3 separate regions of the Homo sapiens genome follow, and all the other regions are linked to region 1. The links are chromatin contacts, found by Hi-C or POLR2A ChIA-PET in ENCODE. All regions are on one chromosome and are shown on one strand. The core of a region is the stretch at or near the end of the contact, and the rest is flanking DNA. Distances in the headings are between cores, read along the strand shown. Region 1 holds the start of GDF15 (growth differentiation factor 15). Region 2 overlaps ELL (elongation factor for RNA polymerase II). Region 3 overlaps LSM4 (LSM4 homolog, U6 small nuclear RNA and mRNA degradation associated).

What was found. A loop is a pair of places that touch in the nucleus more often than their neighbours do. ChIA-PET counts read pairs that join two places held with the same protein, here RNA polymerase II (POLR2A). Pooled maps may share reads with other maps.
Region 2: a pooled map shows a loop between it and region 1 (2.2-fold over the local background). The contact joins the enhancer-like site here to the promoter of GDF15 in region 1. A Hi-C loop is called at or near these places in 1 of 50 pooled maps. POLR2A ChIA-PET finds 5 or more read pairs at or near these places in 3 of 52 experiments (HEK293, Panc1 and WTC11).
Region 3: a pooled map shows a loop between it and region 1 (2.6-fold over the local background). The contact joins the enhancer-like site here to the promoter of GDF15 in region 1. A Hi-C loop is called at or near these places in 2 of 37 single-sample maps with no recorded cell type and 5 of 50 pooled maps. POLR2A ChIA-PET finds 5 or more read pairs at or near these places in 14 of 52 experiments (A549, A673, AG04450 and 10 more).

What each region holds. Positions count from the first base shown.
Region 1 is chr19:18,383,366-18,388,265 of GRCh38, reverse strand. GDF15 (growth differentiation factor 15) reads right to left here and starts at 2,108. Exons shown (of 2, transcript NM_004864.4): 1 at 1,800-2,108. The coding sequence starts at 2,076. It overlaps MIR3189 (microRNA 3189), which reads right to left and starts at 1,704; the gene lies at 1,632-1,704. RefSeq lists enhancers at 1,984-2,153, 1,742-2,564.
Region 2 is chr19:18,500,174-18,505,073 of GRCh38, reverse strand. All of the region lies in intron 1 of ELL (elongation factor for RNA polymerase II), which reads left to right. Among named protein-coding and RNA genes, the nearest start is that of ELL, 19 kb to the left of the region's middle. RefSeq lists enhancers at 392-441, 3,662-4,648. Within about 2 kb of position 1,967, at least 23 of the 41 ENCODE cell types and tissues checked have a DNase peak (open chromatin) inside an H3K27ac peak, as active enhancers do.
Region 3 is chr19:18,301,812-18,306,711 of GRCh38, reverse strand. It overlaps LSM4 (LSM4 homolog, U6 small nuclear RNA and mRNA degradation associated), which reads left to right. Exons shown (of 5, transcript NM_012321.5): 5 at 1-476. Among named protein-coding and RNA genes, the nearest start is that of LSM4, 19 kb to the left of the region's middle. RefSeq lists enhancers at 1,238-1,743, 1,634-2,013. Within about 2 kb of position 2,056, at least 37 of the 41 ENCODE cell types and tissues checked have a DNase peak (open chromatin) inside an H3K27ac peak, as active enhancers do; they include A673, HCT116 and endothelial cell of umbilical vein, where a contact is called at or near this core.

The DNA.
Region 1 (4,900 bases), core at 859-3,358:
AAGCTGGTCACCCACAGGCCTACCGTTTTCCAGGAACGAGGGTGCCCATTTCCCCTAACACGCCAAGCTGGATCTCACCACGGCGGCGGCGCCTTTGCACAAGTTATTTCCCCTACCAAGAGCATTTCTCCGTGCGGGCGCGGTGGCTCACGCCTGTAATCCCAGCACTTTGGGAGGCCGATGCAGGTGGATCACTTGAGGTCAGGAGTTCAAGACCAGCCTGGCCGATATGTGGCCAATATGGTGAAACGCCCGCTTCTACTAAAAATACCAAAAATTAGCTGGGCATGGTGGCTGGCGCCTGTGATCCCAGCTACTCGGGAGGCTGAGGCAGAAGAATGGCTTGAATCGGGGCGGTGGAGGTTGCAGTGAGCCAAGATCGTGCCACTGCACTCCAGCCTGGGCAACAGAGGAAGACTCCCTCTCAAAAAAAAAAAAAAAAAAAAAAAAAAGGGCATTTCTCCCCTTGAATCTCCTGAATCTCAGTATGGCTGGCTCCTCCTCTTCCTTCCAGCCTGCCTAAAATAGGAAGCACCCTATTTTATTTCCTTGTGTATCATTCATATTCCCTACTTAGAATCTTAGCTTGGTTGACACTGTGCCTGGCACACAATAGGTGCTTAGTAAATACTTGAAGGAATTAATGTATATCTGATATTCAGGCAGCCTGAGATTCCAACCATGGCTCTGCTTTTCTTCTGGCAGTCAAAAACTTACTTGCTTCACTTATTTATTTATTTATTATGGTCTTGCTGTTACCCAGGCTGGAGTGCAGTGGGGCACTCATGGCTCAGTGCAGCCTCAATCTCCTGGATTCAAGTGCTCCTCCCGCCTCAGCCTCCTGAATAACTGAGACTACAGGCACACACCATCATGTCTGGCTAATTTTTTTTAAACATTTTTGGTAGAGATGGATTCTCGCTATACTGCCCAGGCTGCAATGTTCTGGCCTAAAGCGATGCTCCCACCTTGGCCTCCTAAAGTGCTGGGATTACAGGTGTAATCCCGAGAAATGAAGAGTGCCAAACCCATCACATTCCAGACTACTGAGCCTCTAGGAATCACAGCCCCTCAGGCTGGTACAAGTGTTAGGGAGACTGGGGAGACTGGGGTTTGAGGGTGCCTTAACCTAGTTGCTAGGCTTAGCAAGGGTGAGAGGTTTGCCGGAGTCACACGGCACAGATGGGTTTAGGGCGGGCTAAGAGTGTGCCCCTCTGCCTGCCCCCTCCTGGGTCCCACCACAGCCCAGACCTCATCCAGTGCCCTGCACCCCTGGAGCCTCCATGGAGGGCACAGAGATGGGGAAAATACTCTCCTCCTCCCCTAACAAGTCGCTCGTTGCATGTGACTTTAGCAGTGCCTTGACAAGCGATTTCATCAGATTCAGAACCAGCTCCAGCTGGCTCTGCCCATCACAAACTTCTATCCATGCACCACACCCCCATTGTTTCTCTTGGATCCTGGCCCCAGCCCAGGTCAGGGACCATGCCCACACCGCACGCCCGACCCCGTCCCCGGGTTTCCCAGGTGCTGTGCACATTCAGGAGGGTCCCTGGCATCCCTGTACCTCAGTTTCCCCATTTGCAACTTGGGGACAGGTTATAACCTCCCACGTTGTGGGTGCAAATCAGGCATCGGCTACCCCATCAGACCCAAGGGGATCCAGGATATTCCTACCCAGGGCACAGATGGGGCAACTGAGGCTCAAAGGTAGGTCTGGGCTTTTCAAGATGAGGAATCCCTGATTAGATATGGGGGCTGCTTGGGGGGTGGGAGGGGATCTCTAAGATTTCACTTACCTTCTGGCGTGAGTATCCGGACTGCAGGGGCCGGGACGAGGTCGGTGTTCGAATCTTCCCAGCTCTGGTTGGCCCGCAGCCTGGTTAGCAGGTCCTCGTAGCGTTTCCGCAACTCTCGGAATCTGGAGTCTTCGGAGTGCAACTCTGAGGGTCCCGGGAAACTTGCGCGGCTCGCCTCGGCCAGAGACAGGGCGCCCCCATGCGGCAGCCACGAGAGCACCAGCAACACCAGGAGCATCTGAGAGCCATTCACCGTCCTGAGTTCTTGCCCGGGCATGGCTGTGCAGGTTGCGGCTCTGAGCTGGGACTGACCAGATGCTGCCGGACCGGCCTTTATAGTCCCCGGACTTTGTCCGTCTCCGCCTGCTCAGTCCCGCCCTCCTCCCCCTGCCTGCAGAGTAAACACTCCAATGACCACAGCTGGGCGGGGTCTGGGGGTGTATTTAGGGGGAGGATCTTTAGGTGGGGGCGCTCCTAGTAAAGCTAGGGCACATTTCTGGGCCTCAGTATCCTCTTCCTCGATATGAGGACACCATTCCAGCCTGGGAGTCTTTTTGGAGGAAAAAAAGACATTGTTACTATGTGAAAAATTCCAGACAAGAGTTTAAGAGGTGGCTGTCTATGCCCATGGGATTTCCTCTCTTCTCTTTTTGGTTGGGGTCAAAGGCTAAAGATGGTGAAAAACAAAGGAAGCAGAGGAGAACGGGCTAGATGGAGCCAGGAAGGGCAACCTTGATGTGTCATGCCTCTCTGCCATGCCTGTTTCCTCACCAGGAAAAAAAGGACTGAGACTCTCACTGGAGAGGTGGTCAAATGAGGGGTAAAGCACAGGGCCAGACACATAGGAGGCACTTGATAAACTGGGTGTTATTGCAGTTACTCATCCTCCTCTGGAGAACTCCTACTCATTCTTCAAAACTCTACGCAAAAAGCCCCTCTTCCAGGAAGTCTTCTCCAACATTATCTTTCCAGTCTAAGCAGGGTGCTCCCAAACCCCATCCTTTTGTCTGGCTCAGCGCTCACCTTGAAGCCATCCTCACAGGATTCATAATTCTGGGGGCCAGGCATGGTGGCTTATGTCAGTAATCTCAGCACTTTGGGAGGCCGAGGTGGGTGGATTGTTTGAGCCCAGGAGTTCGAGACAAGTCTGGGCAAGATGGCAATACCTCATCTCTAAAAAAAAGAATTCTGCGCCGGGCACGGTGGCTCTCGCCTGTAATCCCAGCACTTTGGGAGGCCGAGGCACGTGGATCATCTGACGTCAAGAGTTCTAGACTAGCCTGACCAACATGGAGAAACCCTGTCTCTACTAAATATACAAAATTAGCTGGGCTTGGTGGTGGGATTACATGCCTGTAATCCCAGCTACTCGAGAGGCTGAAGCAAGAGAATCGCTTGAACCCAGAGGGCGGAGGTTGCAGTGAGCCAAGTTTTCACCATTGCACTTCCGCCTGATCAACAAGAGCAAAACTCTGTCTCAAAAAAAAAGAATTCTGGACAGAAACTTAGTTATAATTAAGCACTAATCAGGCTGCACTTTGACCCACTTCCTTGTGACCGCAAGTTGCTTGTAGCACCTGATACCGACCATTTGCTATAGATGTGATTTCCGACCTTAGAATCATAAGACTTTTTAGAAGAATTTCTTAAGATGTTTTTGAAATCCTTAACCAATGACACCCACCAGTGTGAAGACCCCACAGAGGAACGGAATCTGCATGAGAATACAGTTTCTTACTGTCTGTGACTTCACCTCCTGCACTCTTTCACCAAGCAATGACCTCCACACTTCAGCCCACTCCAAAATCCTTAAAAATTAAAACTCTAGCCCCTGGCCAGGTGCAGTGGCTCACGCCTGTAATCCCAGCACTTTGGGAGGCCAAGGCGGGCGGATCACCTGAGGTCAGGAGTTCGAGACCAGCCTGACCAACATGATGAAACCCTGTCTCTACTAAAAAATTTCAGAAATTAACCGGTCGTGGTGGCACATGCCTGTAATCCCAGCTGCTCGGGAGCCTGAGGCAGGAGAATCGCTTGAACCCAGGAGGCGGAGGTTGCAGTGAGCTGAGATCATGCCATTGCACTCCAACCTGCAAGCTCCAGCTCCCAGGTTCATGCTATTCTCCTGCCTCAGCCTCCTGAGTAGCTGGGACTATGAGCACCCCCCACCACGCCTGGCTAATTTTTTTTTGTATTTTTAGTAGAGATGGGGTTTCACCGTGTTAGCTAGGATGGTCTCAATCTCCTGACCTTGTGATCCGCTGGCCTCGGCCTCCCAAAGTACTGGGATTAGAGGCGTGAGCCACCACGGCCGGCTGACTCCATCTTAAAAAAATATATATATTTGTATATATACATTTATATGGCCCCAAACTCCTCCTCCTGGAAATGGATTTGAGGTTCCCTCCTATCTCCTCATTGGGTGGCCCTAGGATTAAATCTCTTTTTTTTTTTTTTTTTGAGACGGAGTTTCTCTCTGTCCCCCAGGTTGGAGTGCAGTGGCACAATCTCGGCTCACTGCAACCTCCGCCTCCTGCCTCAGCCTACTGAGTAGCTGGGATTACAGTCATGCGCCACCACACCTGGCTAATTTTTGTGTTTTTAGTAGAGACGGTGATTCACCATGTTGGCCAGGCAGGTCTCGAACTCTTGACCTCAAGTCATCCGTCGGCCTCTGCCTCTAAAGTGTGGGGATTACAGGCATGAGCCACTGCCCCCAGCCTTTTTTTTTTTTTTTTTCTTCCGAGACAGTCTCTCGCTCTGTTGCCCAGGCTGGAGTGCAGTGGTATGATCTTGGCTCACTGCAACCTCCGCCTCCCAGGTTCAATTGATTCTCCTGCCTCAGCCTCCCAAGTAGCTGGGATTACAGGTGCGCACCATCACGCCTGGCTAATTTTTGTATTTTTAGTAGAGATGAGGTTTCACCTGGTTGGCCAGGCTGATCTTGAACTGCTGGCCTCAGATGATCCACCCGCCTCAGCCTCCCAAAGTGCTGGGATTACAGGCATGAGCCACCACGCCGGTCGGATTAAAACTCTTTCCATGTTGCAACCTGTTTTCTCAGCTGTTGACTTGCCAAGTGCATGGAGCAACAGACCTAT
Region 2 (4,900 bases), core at 718-3,217, 120 kb before region 1:
GATGGCAGGAGGGTGAGATGTCCTGAACCTTGACCTGCTGCTCCCACAGCCCTGGCAGCCCAGAATAGTCAAAGCCTGGGTTGTCTCCACAAGGCAAGAGTTTTTTCCTCTGCTGGAGCTGTGGGCTGAGAGCCTCCTGTGCGCAGGCATCACACATCCCCAGGCCAGGTGGCTCCTCGGGTGCTCAGGGCTGTGGGGGCTTTGTGTCCCTCAGGCCCTGTCCACTGGACAGGTGGTGGCAGGGCTCCGTGGAGAGTGTCCCAGAGTAAATGGGTTCTGGTATATGCAGTGTTTCTCATGACAGCCCATGGGGTGTGTTGGTGGGGGGAGATATAGCTCATGTGCCAGTGTCACTCTCGGGCCTTGGCAGGGATGCAGCTGGGAGAGTTCTGTTTATTTAAAGTCGAGCCTCAGGTTTTCTGCTGTGACTTATTAACCCGTTGATCCACCCTGTGGGCGGTGCCAGGCTCTTCTGAGGCCTGACAGGTGGGCCTAACCTCTGCTGACCAATGACAGAGAGCATCACTGCTCTGATGACCGGACCCAGGCTGCAGGTTCTGGAGTCTGTAGCCACTTCCCCTTCCTCCCAGGCAGAGATGAACGTGACAGGGATGAGATGTACATGGCAATTTCAGATGGGAGTTGAAGAATGCTGAGCTCTGTAGAAAATGTAGGGGAAATTTAGCAAAGCAAGCCACGCGTCATGGATTTCAATCAGGATGTGACTTGAGATGTGGGTAATCCCGAGAGTCACAGATTGCTTTGGAAAAACAGAGCAGGAGTGGCCTCTGTGCGTCAGTGAGCACACCCTTAGGTAGATGGCTGACAGATGCCCTTTGCCCACCTCCCCTCCTCCTCAGCCTCACCCCTCCAGCCTCTCTGTGCCGTCCCTGGCCTGTTGGCACAAGTGGCTGAGGAGGCCAAAATGAAGTGATGCATGCTTAGCAGAGGTGCCAGCACAGTTGACCCCTGCATCCGCCGTGACAGCCCGCAGATCCTCTGCACGCTGCAGCCACCAGGCGAGGCCTCCCTGGATGCCGAGGAGTCAGTGCTTCAGTGAGCCCCTTGGATCAGGCGGGGGGATGTGAGTGAGCGGGTTGTCCACATGGATAGGAGTGGGGTCAGACCTAGCGTCTGGCCAGAGTGTGTGTCCTTAACCTTGGCCAGGCAGCAGCCAGGCCCCCACGTGTGACTCCAGTTAGCCAGGTGCATTCTGAACGGGAGTGATGAGTGACAGTCCCGTGGGCCCTCATCCAGCCTGCAGCAGGGAAGGCTCCCTGAGGAGGGAAGCTCGGCAGGACCCAAGGAAGGGTGGTGTTTCTGAGCCCTAGGCGGGTGCTTGGGAACAGCCCATTCTCCACTCCCGCTGGCTCCAGGTGGCCAGAGTAACAGGTCCCGTCCCTTCCCACCACTGCTCAGACATCTCCTCACAGCCCCTGAGTGCTCAGCAGCCGTGGCTCTGCACGTACCCTGAGCTCTGGGTGTCTGGGGCCACATCAGCTCACTTGGTGAACTGTTACTAGATGAACATGTGGTGGGGCCGGGTGAGGAGGAACGTGTGTCCTGCAATAGCCTGTTCTGTCTGTTCCATCACCTCCAAGAGCCCACATCCTGCCTGGGATTCCCAGTACGGGCAGCTCAGTTCCTCAGAGCCTGGCCAGACGTGCCCCCCACTTGCTGGGGCTCCCTCGCTCCTATGGGTCTGCTTCACTCCCTTGCTGTTCTCCAGCTTTGCCAGTTGCCTTTTCCAGAAATAAGACAGAAAAACTCTGTCACCTTCTTTTCATCCCACTTATCACCCCAGGGTGGGGGTGCTCCCTCCCAGATGCCATAAAGATACCCGCGGCCCTGACTGCTGGGCGGGCGGTGCCACTGGACACTCTCCAGACCACGGATGCTTACAGGGATGTCCCTGCGCTGGGTGCCAGCCTGGCACAGTGCGAGTTCCCTTTTCTTTTTAAGCCAGGTTCCTGTTTTACCACATTAAACCAGCTGTAAAGTGCCACTTTATAAAATAAGCAAGTGATAGGGAGCCACTCTGGCAGGGCCCAGGGAGCCGAGCAGTGCCTCCCAGCCCTGTGCCTGTGTGTGGTGGGTGTGCAGCCACTGGAAGTGCCGAGCTGCCTGCCTGGAGCGCTGGCCTGCCCTGTTAATAACCGAAGCTCTGCTGGGCATTGGCACACCCGGCCAGGTGGCCCCGTGGTTTCCCAAGACAGGGGCTTTTGGATTCCGCATTGATGGCCCAAAACTCCTTCCCTAAGTTGTCTCAGAAGCAAAAACAGGAAGGTCATTGGGTTTCTTTGCAGAACACTAACCCATGCTGCCACCCCGTGTTCCCACTCCTCCTCCTGGCATCTGCAACATGACAAGTGGCAGGTGTCTGGTGTCCGTTGTCATTGGGCCCTCTCTCTCATTTAAACACCGTCTCTTCCTCCTCGGCTTCTTCAGTTGTCATCTCTCAGAGATGGGATTTTGGGAAGTCCCATGTGTGGATTACTGGGACTTTTGTGGTTGGGGATATTTGATCTTTTAGTTATAAACGTCTGCTCCTGATGCGGCTGGTTGCAGGATTTCCCTGGTGGTGGGGGTGCCCGCTGGCAGAATTGACTAAGGTGAGCTCACTGCTGGGTTCTGGCAGCCCTGCCCACTGCGAGGCACAGTCACCACAGGCCTGGCCCTCACCTGGGACACCTCCCTCCCCTCCTGGCCTGCCCACAACTCAGAAGACGTAGTTGGTGCTCTCCACGGATGATGGCTCCAGGGAGCCTTTGTGTACCCACAGCTGTTCCATGGTCCACCCTAGGGTGGTCATGTGTCTCCCTTGCTGTCCTGGAATCCTTCATTCACCTCTGGGTGCTGGACTGGGGGTGTGCGTCCTCAATGGGCTATCTGGCTGTGGTGGTAGGAGCCTCCCGGGTGCTCCTGCCCCGTGGAGCTGTGGGGCACCAGGCAGCTTAGCGTAGAGCACCAGAGCACCTCCCACTTGCTGTAAGCTCCTTGTCCCCATGCCAGGTGCTGCTCATGCCTCTGTGGGACGCACTCCAGCAGCCTCTGGGGGTGACGCCTGGTTCCTGATCGTGTGTCTTCTGACCCCAAACCACCCTCATGAGGCCCCAGGACCTGCCCGCCAGGCCCCAGTGTTTCTTCCTCTTCCTCTTGACTGTGTTCAGGGCCTTCTTTTGGAAAGGGCTGTCCTGGTCACTGGTGCCCATGCTGCCTCCCCTCCTTCCTGCCCACCCGCAGACACGTAGCTGGAGGTTGAGGATGTGGGGGAGATGCTCCCCAAGGATGGACCATTTGTGGGAGAGTCCGAATTTGCCTGGATTGGTGGTTTCAAGTTTCTTTTGCTTTTATGTGATGCCATCACCTCTTGGGCCCCCAGGTGTGTCAGATGGACCAGTGGGAAGTGCCTGGGATTGGGCAGATCCTGTCCTAGTGAATCCTGGCTGTCCTCGTGTGCACTCGTGAGTAGCCGGCCCCTGGCTTGGCCCCCGTCTCATCCGCCTGGCTCTGAGCTGGCTGTGCCGTGGACCAGTGTCTTGCTCCCTTCTGCCAGTGGCCCCTCACTCCAAGGCCCCGGCTGGCCTGGAAGAGCTGCCTTGAAGTGTGAGGCACGTTGGAGGGTCCGCCTCATTGTTGAGGCGTGGGCCCCTCCTCGCCAACAGTGGGCCCATCCCAGGCCCTTTCCCACGTTCTCTCGCTCAGCAGGGTTTTTGATTCCTCTTAATTTGGTGTTGGTGCTGGGCACACACAGTATTGCTCTCATCCGGGTCTGCTTGGTGGCTTCTCATGTGTTTTGCCCACTTGCGTTACTCTCTGTGGTCCATGGCTGTGCTCACCACTGTTTCCCATTGGGTGGTTTGGCGTGGAGTGGGGTTCACTGTGTCACAGGTTGTCTACGTGGCCCCTGGAGGTGTGCTGCTTGCTGCCCACAGGCATAGCTGGCGAGAACAGTGTCGTGGCCCGCTCGTTCTTCTCCTGGGTGTGCGCCCACATGCTTGGGATGGGACGGCATTGCCTCTCCTGCTGTGAGTTTTGGCCCAAGTTCGGTGGTTGGAGGTTGGCCTGCTTCCCTGCAGGTTCTGCTCTGTGGAGTCACAGAGTCAACTCTGTGGAGTTGAATTTGGCGAGCAGCCGCCATGTGTTCACTTTCCTGAGTGTGATCTGTGTGCAAATTGGCTGGTATTTTTTGAAGCACTCAAACTGTATTAGGCTGTTTTTGAGAGTCTTGGGTATGCTTCAGTGTACCTCAGTGACGTATTAAAAAGCTAAAGCAGTGTTTTTGAGTTGAAAAATAGTGAGCTTTGTATGGCCCCTGACAGTTCCCAGAGCTATTTTGCACAATGGTATGTTCCAGCCCAAGACCACCCTCTGCCATGCTGCCCGGGGCCTGGCACAGGGAGAGCTCGCCAAGAGGTTGCAGGGCACCAGTGTTATGCCGACCTTCCCAGGGGACCAGTCGACCTCTCCATCGGCCCCAACACACAGCTGCTTCCTTGAGGGAACCTCCCAGTTCCCGTCTCTCCTTTTGTGAGAATGGACTCTCTGGGAACAAAGCTGTGCCAGGTCCTGCCTGGAGAAAACTGGATTCTGTGTGTAAGATTTCAAATGTCACAAGCAGCCAGTTGATGGAGCGGCTGTGAAGGTGGTAGGAGAAGTGGACCTCTTGAAGGGCACTTGGTACAGCCCAGTGGGGTTCATTTACAAACCCACGATATGCACAGGAAGCCTCATGGTCACACCTGTCTCAGGAGTGAGGAAGGCGGGAACAGGAACGTGGCTGGTGGTCTCACTTTTTTTTTTTTTTTTTTTGAGACGGAGTCTTGCTCTGTCACCCAGGCTGGAGTGCAATGGCACGATCTCAGCTCACTGCAACCTCCGCCTCCCAGGTTCAAGCAAT
Region 3 (4,900 bases), core at 807-3,306, 82 kb after region 1:
GAGAGTCCCCGGCGCCCCCCACACCAGGTTGTCCTATAACCCTCTCCCCTCTGTGGAGACGTTAATGCCAAGGGGTGTGTGGGGAGGGAAGTCCCAGGCAGGGGCCACGCATGGTCCCCATCACCCCCTCCTGGGTGGCCTGGACTCCATCATCTATCCTCATCTGTCCACACTGGCGTTCACACAGAGAAGACAGGACAGGAATCCCCTCGGAAGATGCTCATGGAAGATTCTCACGAGGCTCCTGCCCCCTTTCTGAGCCAGGCCGGGTTTGCCACTCCTCGGGCGCGCACCTGAGACACTGAGTCAGCGCTTTCGAGAAAGGCTCCGGGTAGCATCTGTGGACCGTGAAGAAACCAGAGGGAAGCCCTGAGCCAGGCAGCGGCCCGTCCCCCTGCATAGCCTTCTCTTCAGGGTCCTCGTTCGGAGACCTATTTTGAGAGGTGATTGGAATAAAAGGTCCCGTCCGTGAGGAACTCTTTTTCTTGAGTCTTCAGAGTTACTTGCCATCGTATAGATTTTGCATTTACAATGTCCTCGCCTGGGATGTTCTCCTTGTGTGTGGGGTGGGGGACAGGGATGGATATCTGCAGTCGCCTGAATCCTCTCCGCCACAGCGGCACTTGATTGATGGTTAGAGATGGGGCATGTGGGGTCCAGGATGTGGCCTGCCCTGAACCTCACAAACCCGCCCCCTCAACACAGGCAGGGGCAGCAGTTGGGGGCCCGGGCCTGGAAGCCTTGGGATGCACCGGCCCACGGCACCCACCTGCCTGTTGGACAAGAGCATTTTTTTTTTTTTTTTGAGACGGAGTCTCGCTCTGTTGCCCAGGCTGGAGTGCAGTGGCACAATCTTGGCTCACTGCAACCTCTGCCTCGTGTGTTCAAGCGATTCTCTTGCCTTAGCCTCCTGAGTAGCTGGGATTACAGGTGTGCACCAACACAGACGGCTAATTTTTGTATTTTTAGTACAGACACAGTTCCACCATGTTGGCGAGGCTGGTCTTGAACTCCTGATCTCAAGTGATCCTCCCGCCTTGGCCTCCCAAAGTGCTGGGATTACAGGCATGAGCCACTGCGCCTGGTCGACAGGAGCATCTCTTGGCACACCCCATGCCCCTACAGTGTGGGCCGTGCAGGGGGCTGGGCTCACAGGGCGAGGTGGGTGGGGCAATGTTTAGAGGAGGAGGGAAGGAAGGGTGGGGAGCAGGGAGGCCCCATTTGCAGCTCCTGCCCCATGTCCTAGACTCACCGGCCCTTAGAGGCCTCTGGGGCTCTCCAAGGGGCCTGGGCTCCTTCCTCCCAGGGGTTGTGTGTGTCACGAGGCGTGGATCAAATCCAGGAGCTCTGGGGTCAGGCATCCTGGGAAGTTGGGATGGGAAAGCCCTCGAAGGCCCCTTCCCCTTCCTGATCTCCGTTTGGTTTTTTCTCCCTGACCAGGCTCTGAACTCAGAATGTGTTCCAACACCCCCTAGGTGCCTTCTCACCATTCAGGGTCCCAGGTGCTGGGGCTAATCCCCGGGCTCTTTTGCCTGCGTAATTGTGGCTTCTTGCCGGCGCAGCCAGACGCAGAGCCGGCTCTGACCTTTCCAGCCCGGCAGCTGCGGGCTCCTGGCCCGTGACTTGAGCCGCAGAGTCCCCTCGTCTGCCTCTGCCAACTTGGCCTTGTGGGCTAGAGTGGCCCCTGCTTAGGGGCAGCCAACTTCCAGAAGCTTCCGGCCCCCCTCCCTCGAGCTGGGTGTCGGACCAGCTCTGTGTTTCATTCTTCCTGGTTGGTTTCACAAAGCCTCATCCTCAGCCCCCTCAACAAGAAAAGAAACCAAAAGCACCAGTCTAGTTCCTAAATCCAAGGCTTCCAGGTCTTTCTGTCCCTCCGATGGTCTGTGCCCTCCTCACCCAACTGGGGCTGCCTTTATCGTAGATGGTCCCCACCCGCCCCCAGACCTTCTCGCCTGGAGTTTGCTTTCTGTTAGGGAGGCCCACGCCTGGCGCTGTGCTGTGACTCAGCCGGGGGCTGAGCTCTGCAGGGCCAGCCCACAGTCCCCCGCCAGAGTGCGACAGGCCCGGGTCGGCTGCTGACGCCACCTCATCCTGGAGCCAAACACCCGCTTCAGGGACAAAAGTGCAGAGGCTGGCCTTGGGCAGTGGCCCCCGAGAGGCAGCTGTGGGAAGCCATCCCTCTCTCCTCCTCCTCCTCCTCCTTCTCCTTCTCCTCCCCCATCCCCCTCCTCTCACTCCCCATCTTCCTCCCCATTCCCCTCCTCCTCCATCCTCCTCCACTCATCCCCCACTCCCATCCCCCATCCCCCTCCTCTCTCTCCTCCTCCTCTCCTCCTCTGGGCTTCACCTGCTGTTCCCAGCACTACTCTGACAGCCACCCCCAGATGGCCTGTGTCCCTGTCACCTCCCTCCCCACCTTCTTCTTTTGGAGCCCAGGGCCTGGCACGAGCCTGGCACTAGGGCCACTTGCCTTGTCCCAGGTGCTGGTGACACAGCCCCGGCAATCCTTCCCTTCCACAGGAGTGAGCCAGCCACAAGCATATGCATATCAAATGCATAAATGCTGTAAAAAGAAGAAACCAGGCCAGGCGCAGTGGCTCATGCCTGTAACCCCAGCACTTTGGGAGGCCGAAGTGGGCGGATCACCTGAGATAAGGAGTTCAAAACCTGGCCATCATGGTGAAACCCCATCTCTATTAAAAATACAAAAATTAGCCGGACGTGATGGCACAAACCTGTAATCCCAGCTACTCAGAAGGCTGAGGCAGGAGAATCGCTTGAACCTGGGAGGCGGAGGTTGCAGTGAGCTGAGATCGCGCCACTGCACTCCAGCCTGGGCGACAGATCGAGACTCTCAAAAAAAAGAAAAAGAAACCAGAAACAGGGCGGGCTCGTGAGGAGGTGAATGAAGAGGTGGTCAGGGAAGGTGAGAGAAGGACACTGAAGATTCAGGAAGGGCCTGAGAGACGAGGGAGCCAGCCACCTTGGGAAAGAACATTCTGGACCAGCAGGGGTCAGGAGGACAGTCCCGTGCAAAGGCCCTGTGCCCAGGGGACACAGGAGCAAACAGAAGGGCAGGAAATGGGGAGGATGTGGGCCCTGAGTGACATGAGAAGCAGCCACAGAGGGTTCTGGAACAGTCAGAAGCAGGGGTGGAAGCAGGAAGGGGGCAGTGCTGGGGCCTCAGGGCAGGGAGGAGGAGGCTGCCAGGGCCTAGGCTGACCAGCTGGCCTTGCCCAGGAAGTGCAGGACCCCGAGGTGGCACCTCCTTTCCACAGAGCAAGAGGAGGCCGGCTGGGTGCTGTGGCTCACAGCGGCAACTGTAATTCCAACACTTTGGGAGGTCGAGGCAGGCGGATCACCTGAGGCCAGGAGTTTGAGACCAGCCTGGCCAACGAGGTGAAACCTTATTTCTACTAAGAATACAAAAATTAGCCAGGTGTGGTGGCACGTGGTGCCTGTAATCCCAGCTACTCAGGAGGCTGAGGCAGGAGAATTGCTTAAACCCAGGAGGCAGAGGTTGCAGTGAGCCAAGATAGCGCCACTGCACTCCAGCCTGGGCGACAGAACGAGAGTCTGTCTCAAAAAAATGATACTACTAATAATAAATTAAAAATTTTTTAAAAATTTAAGAGGAGGTCCAGTCAAACCAAGTCTCGAGTGGACAAGAAGCTGCTGGCCACACAGAGAGAGCCGGAACAGGTGGAGGAACTGCAAGCACGGAGCCTCTGAACTTCTGTGGGGAAGGGGCAGAGGGGGTCAGGGCTCAGGCCAGAAGCCCCTACAGGGCCGGGCGCGGTGGCTCATGCCTGTAATCCCAGCACTTTGGGAAGGCAAGGCGGGTGGGCGCCTGTGGTCCCAGCTACTTGGGAGGCTGAGGCAGGAGAATGCCGCGAACCAGGGAGGCGGAGCTTGCAGTGATCGGAGATCACGCCACTGCACTCCAGCCTGGGCGACAGAGCAAGACTCCGTCTCAAAAGAAAAAATAAAATAAAATAAAATAAAAAAGAAGCCCCTACAGGAGCTGGGGTGGGCACTTGCAGGGATCTGTTCCTGACGCTTGGCATCAGCCACTTCTTTTTTTTTTTTTTTTTTTTGAGACAAAGTCTCACTCTGTCGCCCTGGCCGGAGGGCAGTGGCGCGATCTCCACTTACTGAAACCTCTGTCTCTCAGGTTCAAGCAATTCTCCTGCCTCAGCCTCCCGAATAGCTGGGATTACAGGCGTCCGCCACCACGCCCAGCTAATTTTTGCATTTTTTAGTAGAGACAGGATTTCGCCATGTTGGCTAGGCTGGTCTCGAACTCCTGACCTCGGGCAATCCGCCCGCCTCGGCCTCCCAAAGTGCTGGGATTACAGGCGTAAGCCATCTCGCCCGGCCAAGCATCAGCCTCTTCTCAAGGAGACTTCGAGTGAGGGCGAGGATTCCCCGAGCTCCCACTCAGCCTTGCCGCTCAGCCCCGTGGGTTTCCAAAGCCACTTCCAACCCAGCACCTCCGAGGGTCCTCACAGATGGAGAAATGAAGGCTCAGGACAGGCACACAATCCAAGCAACAGCCGATAATTGTTTTTTATTTTTTTTACAGATAGGGGTCTCACCATGTTGTCCAGGCTGGTCTCAAACTCCTAGGCTCAAACGATCCTCCCACCTTAGCCTCCCAAAGTGCTGGGATTACAGGCCTGAGCCAGTATGCTCAGCCAACCATTGTTTATCTATCATGAATGTGTGCCAGGCAGCTCCGGAACTCACCCATAGGGTGGCATCGTCATTCACTGCTCAGGCACAGAGAGGGTGAGGAACCTGCCCCAGGTCACACAGCAATGGTGACCTCCTCTTTCCACTGCCTCCTTAAACCTGAAGGATCCATTGACCTTCTCCCAGCTCAGGCACAGTCAGGACC